2 separate regions of the Mus musculus genome follow, and region 1 is linked to region 2. Evidence: chromatin loops called from intact Hi-C (ENCODE). Cell type or tissue: gastrocnemius. All regions are shown on one strand. Each heading gives the region's core, and the rest is flanking DNA. Links, peaks and the distances in the headings are about the cores only.

The links. A loop is a pair of places that touch in the nucleus more often than their neighbours do. Peaks named below come from ENCODE experiments on the same cell type or tissue, not always from the same donor. Only the 100,000 strongest peaks of a DNase experiment are listed, where the experiment ranks them.
Region 1: a loop joins it to region 2, with 2.0 times the contacts of the local background. A loop is called at or near these places in 2 of 42 quality-filtered maps.

What each region holds. Positions count from the first base shown.
Region 1 is chr7:12,773,252-12,776,159 of GRCm38, reverse strand. Zscan18 (zinc finger and SCAN domain containing 18) reads left to right here. Exons shown (of 7, transcript NM_001017955.3): 2 at 502-2,047; 3 at 2,570-2,719. The coding sequence starts at 589. Among named protein-coding and RNA genes, the nearest start is that of Zscan18, 6.0 kb to the left of the region's middle. In gastrocnemius, for the core only: a CTCF peak has its summit at 1,308 (motif pointing right); DNase peaks (open chromatin) are centred at 991, 1,354 and 1,917.
Region 2 is chr7:12,833,606-12,836,513 of GRCm38, reverse strand. It overlaps Zfp110 (zinc finger protein 110), which reads right to left and starts at 1,753. Exons shown (of 8, transcript NM_022981.5): 1 at 1,350-1,753; 2 at 987-1,067; 3 at 95-221. The coding sequence starts at 1,031. In gastrocnemius, for the core only: a CTCF peak has its summit at 1,565; DNase peaks (open chromatin) are centred at 930, 1,120, 1,554 and 1,803; H3K4me3 peaks cover 2,070 bases; H3K27ac peaks cover 1,451 bases.

The DNA of each region.
Region 1 (2,908 bases), core at 146-2,645, 60 kb after region 2:
CACAGGAGACAGCTATATCAGGGTCCTGTCAGTACAATTTTGTTGGCATCTGCAATAGTGTCTGGGTTTGGTGGTGGTTTATGAGATCTAGCTGTCTTCAGATGCACCAGAAGAGGGCATCAGATCTCATTACAGATGGTTGTAAGCCACCATGTGGTTGCTGGGATTTGAACTCAGGACCTTTGGAAGAGCAGTCAGTGATCTTAACCTCTGAGCCATCTCTCCAGCCCGAGATCTAGTAGTTTTAATGAGAAGAACAATACTGCACTGAGATCCTTCTTGTTTTGGGGAACTAAAGTCCCAATAATAAAGACTTAGATGTTATAGTGATATGGTATTTTGGGGATAAATCTGATTTGGTGTGATACGACCTATATCATATATATAATATACATAGTAAAAATGAATTTACTGATATTGTATGGTACATTCATCTAGGTGTATAGCTGGGGTCTCACTCTGTGGGCATCTGTTTTGTTGATGTCCTTTGCTTTTCCTCAGGTACTGCTGACCTTTCCTGGTTACCCTGTTATCTTTGCTGTCTTTGCTGAGTTCTTGGCAGTTATATTTCTGTGGCAGCCTGTGAAGATGCTGCCTTTGGAGAGGGTGTTAGCCTCTCCTAGAAGCTCTCCACCCCAACCAGAACCATCTACTCTGCGGTCAAAAGATACAGTACAGCAGGAAGAACCTGGCCAGCAGGAGGAACCCATCCAGCAGGAAGGACTCATTAAGCAACAAGAACCTAGCCAGCAGGAGGAATGCAGGAGGCAGGATGAACTCATCCGGAAAGAAGAACCCATCCAGCTGCTGGAAACTAGTCAGAGGGAAGAACTCAGTGAGCAGCAAGAACCTAGTCAACAGGATGAGCCCAGTCAAGAGGAAGAGTCTGTCCAACTGCAAGAACCCAGCCAGTGGGGAGAACCTGGCCAAAAGGATGTACCCATGCAGCAGGAAGAACCTATGCAGCAGGATGAGCCCAGCCAGTGGGAAGAACCCATGCAGCAAGATGAACCCATGCAGCAGGAAGAACTCATGCAGCAGACAGAGCCCATTGAACAGGATAAGCCCATCCAACAGGAAGAACTCACCCAGCAGGAGGAGCCCATTCAGCAGGATGCTTCCATCCAACGTGAACTCATTCATCAGGTGAGGCCCATCCAGAAGGAATTGATTCTGCGGGAGGAGTTCATTCAGCAGGATAAGTGCACCCAAAAAGAAGAATTTATTCAGCAAGAGAAGCCAATTCAGCAGGTAAGGTTCAGTGAACAGGAGGAACCCAGCCAGCAGGAGGAATCCAGCCAGCAGGAGGAATCCAGCCAGCAGGAGGAGCTCAGTCAACAGAAGGAGTCTAGCCAGAAGGCTCAACCATACCAACAGGAGGAACCCAGCCAACAGCAAGAGCCTAGCCAGAAGGATCAACCCAGCCAGCAGGAGGAACCCAGCCAACAGCAAGAGCCTAGTCAGAAAGATCAACCCAGCCAGCAGGAGGAGCTCAGCCAACAGGAAGAGCCTAGCCAGAAGGATCAATGCAACCAACAGGAGGAACCCAGCCAACAACAAGAGCCTAGCCAGAAGGATCAACCCAACCAACAGGCAGAACTCAGCCAACAGGAAGAGCCTAGCCAGAAGGATCAATGCAACCAACAGGAAGAGCCTAGCCAGAAGGATCAATGCAAACAACAGGAAGAGCCTAGCCAGAAGGATCAACCCAACCAACAGGAAGAGCCTAGCCAGCTGAAGGAAACAGAAACCATCACTGAGAGATCTGCTGCTGACCTCGAGTTTTCCCGCCTCCGCTTCCGGGAGTTTGTCTACCAGGAGGCAGCTGGGCCTCACCAGACTTTGGCCAGGCTTCATGAGCTATGCCGCCAGTGGCTGAGGCCCGAGGCCTGCTCCAAAGAGCAGATCCTGGAGCTGCTCGTTCTGGAGCAGTTCCTGGGCATCTTGCCAGACAGGGTCCGTCCCTGGGTGGTAGCCCAGTATCCCGAGAATTGCAAGAAAGCTGCCTCCCTGGTGGAGGGTATCTCTGACATCCTGGAGGAGCCAGGTGAGGCTGCCACCCCAGAAGAAAGCATGCCTTAGAGGAGACGGGCAGGAGGTCCTGGAAGGATTGGAATCTGCAACATAGAGTTCAGACCCCAGCCGTGGCTTTCCTGAGAGTGTAGTCACCCCATGTGTTAAGGGGCACAGAGACAACCATCCCTGAGCTGGTAAGGGAGCCCCTCAGTCACCAGGGACCCAAGCCCCCTCCTCCGTGCCCAGTGGCATTTCTATCAGGCTTGCCTCATGGACTAGGGCACTCACTGCCTTGGGTTCCTGCCCTCACATTTGCTTTCCAGATGTTTGGAGGGCAATCAAAGGCAGGTACCAGGCTCTTAAAAACTAGGTAAATATTCTGGATGGATTGGTAGCTGGAGGTTTTCTCTGTATCTAAGGGTGGGGCCTGAGAGATGGGTGGTGATGGTCTCTAGCCTAGAGGCTCAGGCCATACTTTGGGTCCATATCTGGCCCTTTGTGGATTTGCTGTGTCTCAACCTATTGGAATTACTATTGCCTTGATTGTACACAGGAATGATGTTGTGTTCCCCGGGTGGGTCATCATCGTCATTCAGCGAGGGAGACTATGAGAGGTGTCCTGAGCCCCTGCTGCTACCATGTGGGTTGCTAAGTCCTAACAGAAACTTAAGACCTAGGGACATCCTGGTACGCCGTGATACTTGTAAGTAGCAGCGATCATCTTGCCGTGGCTGACCTTCACTGAGGAGGTACATGGGGTGTGCAGTTGGGAAAGGGAGGATGTGCTTGGTGGAGGCAGCATGAAAGCCAGCGGGAAGTCAAGTAGCAAGGCATGGATGTCTGAATCATAGTTGGGACTTATTTCTGTAGATTCTTGTATATATTAGATATG
Region 2 (2,908 bases), core at 319-2,818:
GAACTTCCAATCCTCCTCCACCTCTGAGGTGCTGGAATTAAAAGCATGCTCCACCCACCCAAACAGCTCTTTATTAAAGTGGAGGCTGCCTTACCCACTGAAATCATGTTGCTGTAGTTCTCCATCATGATCTCCCTGTACAGGCACTTCTGTTGGAAGTCCAGCTGTGCCCACTCTTCCTCGGTAAACGTCAGAGATACATCTTCAAACTTCACAGACTCCTGAAAGGCACAAGATGCAGTTCAGTCCAGGGTTTTCCTCTTCTACAGTGACAGAAAAATAGGAAGGCTGAGCAAGATGACCCAGCTACATTTTACTTATCTCATGTTCCTTTGTCTGAATCCTTGAGCAAATCGGTCTGACACTAATCAGGGGACACGTGAGACTGTGGTCTATGAAAACCTGTTCATTTCTCACTAATCAGGGGATAGGACTGTTGGTTCCCATCTATACCTCTTTTCTTGTTTTTGAATTGTCACTTCCTTAAAGTAGTTGCTGAAAACTAAACATGAGCTTCTTATCTTCTTACACTTGTCAGTTTCTTTCACCAGACCCTCAGCTTAAAAAAAAAAAAAAAAAAAAAAAAAAAAAAAAGAAAAAATAAAGGTTGAAAAGGATTGGTGAGATGGCTCAGTGGGTAAAGGTGCCTGCTACCAAGCCTGAGTTTGATTGATCTTCAGGATTCATATGTTGGAAGAAGGGTAGCGATCCGGAAAGGTACTCTCTGTCCTCTACAAGCAGGCAGTGGCACACACGTGCATGCCCCCCCCCCCCCAAATGTAATAGTATTGTTTTTTAATTAAAAAGCCTCAATCTGGCTTGCCAGTTCCTGGTTCAGAAATCGGTTTGTTTGTTTCTTCTATTGTAACCACCCTCTTGGGCAGTCCTCCAACTCCTCCCGAAACTCAATGATATTTGAGAACAAACGTCTCACCACTAGCCGACCCCTGAGCCGACTCAAAAGTTGAAAAGAAGCCTTTACTCACATGGGGCCAGGTTGTTGGAAGCGTGGAAGCCATACTGTCCTCCATGTTCTCTCCCAGGAGTAGGCAGAATGCTGACGAAACCTAAAGTGGAAGAGGGGGGCACTAAGGAATGTGCCCAGCGGCTCCCCCACCTCTGCCCATATCCCACCCCTCAGCAGGACATGACCAGTCCACCCCAAAATTGCAAAGTGCCCAGTGAATCCTCTTCCCGACTCCCATAAGCCTACAAGACAGGTTCCCCTCTAACCGAGAGGGGACAGCTGATGTCATCTAATCCAAAAGGCGGTTGGTTTTCTTAAACTGTGGTCCTTATTTAGAACGCGATGTCTTCCTTAGGATTTGTTCGGACCCACGACTACACACCTTCTCCCGGGTCCGTAGAAGTGGCGCCACAAACGAAGCCGACACTGGGTTCCAGAGGTTGCAAATAAAACAGAAGATGGGTGCTGCCCCCGACGGGCTTTCACGCAGCGCTACGATTGCGGAAAGACACAATGGCGCTCGCCCGTCGGTCTTGTCCCGAACTGCGCCAGCTCACGAGTCCGGACTACAACTCCCAGACGCCCCCGCGGACGTCGAGCGGCAGCAGTTAGGCGGCGTTTGTCCTGTTGGCGGGCGAAGCCGAAGTCCGAAAAGTGTGTTATTGACTGCTAAAGAACTAGGATGCAGCTTTTGAAGAAGGATACTAAGACGCTGAGCACCAGTACCTCTGTGGACAGAGACCGAGGCTAGGAGAGAATCGAACCCACTAACAGGAGCAAAAGAACTTGGACAAAACGGAAGCTAGGCATGGGCAAGGGGGTGGGCCGGAAGTGCTGGTGTTAGGTCGGCTGAGCGAGGCACGCCGCGTAGCAGAGCAAGGAAGGCGGGACGAGGGGACAGATGGAACCTACGGCTCTACTAGTGTAGAGGGGGAGGGAATCCGGATTGGGGCTGTCTGTGGGTCGGAGGCAAGAGAAGACAAAGTCATTTAACGGAGTTTACTGTGGGGAAGGAGAAAAGGATGCAATCTTACTGAAGTTTCACCGGTACCCTTAAAGGGAGAGGAAGAAAGGAGTAACTGTAGAAACAGAAAGCCATTAGGCATCGGAATTAAAAGTACTCAAATTTCCATGAGAGGACAGGCGTTTGCGTCCAGATTAGTAGAGTGGGCAGGGTTGTGTGGTCTGGGCAGGGTGGTGTGGGCTTATAACGTTTAGGTGGGAAGTATGGAGACCTGGTGGACTTAAAATATGGTAGGCTACACTAAATGTCCTCTCTAGTTTTCCCCAGCAGAGGAAGGGATGTAGTGAGAATCCTGGAATTTTGGTTTCTTGGAAGAACAAACAAATATTATAAAATAATATTTTGTTTGATTCCAGGTATAGGGATGTGGGGCTGCTTCAGACTGCCTGTAGCAGCTGACCGTGATTTGTTTTGTGCTCTAGCAGAATCGTGGTTCTGTCTGTAGCAGATAGTTTTTTGTGATTGTGTTATATTTGGAATTCTGAGAACTTTTCAGAGAGTATATTAATGTTAGGGCCCGATAGGCTAGGGGCTGGGCTGGACCAGTTGGTTGTATAGGGAGGAGGTTGGTTGTGGTTTCGTAGTAGCTGAGGTCAAAGGAGAAGCAAAAGAAAAGAAATCAGATTCAGGGATTTCCTAATTCCTCTCTCCCCTCTATTCCTGTTTCTTTCCAGTCTAGTGTTAAGGGGTAAAAAGGGGGCATGGATAAAGATGGGAGGAAGAGGAGAACCCACAAAGTTGCAAAGACCAGCTACAAAGGGACATGGAGGATCAGAGATGTATGAGGAAAACTAAAATTACACTCAGTCCCAGGGATGCTAACTGTAAATATCCATACATGTGGAGAGCTCTTGGGACTGCTTCTAGGAATTGGGCAGGAATTTGACATTAGGCTAGGACACGGAAGTAGGCTCAGG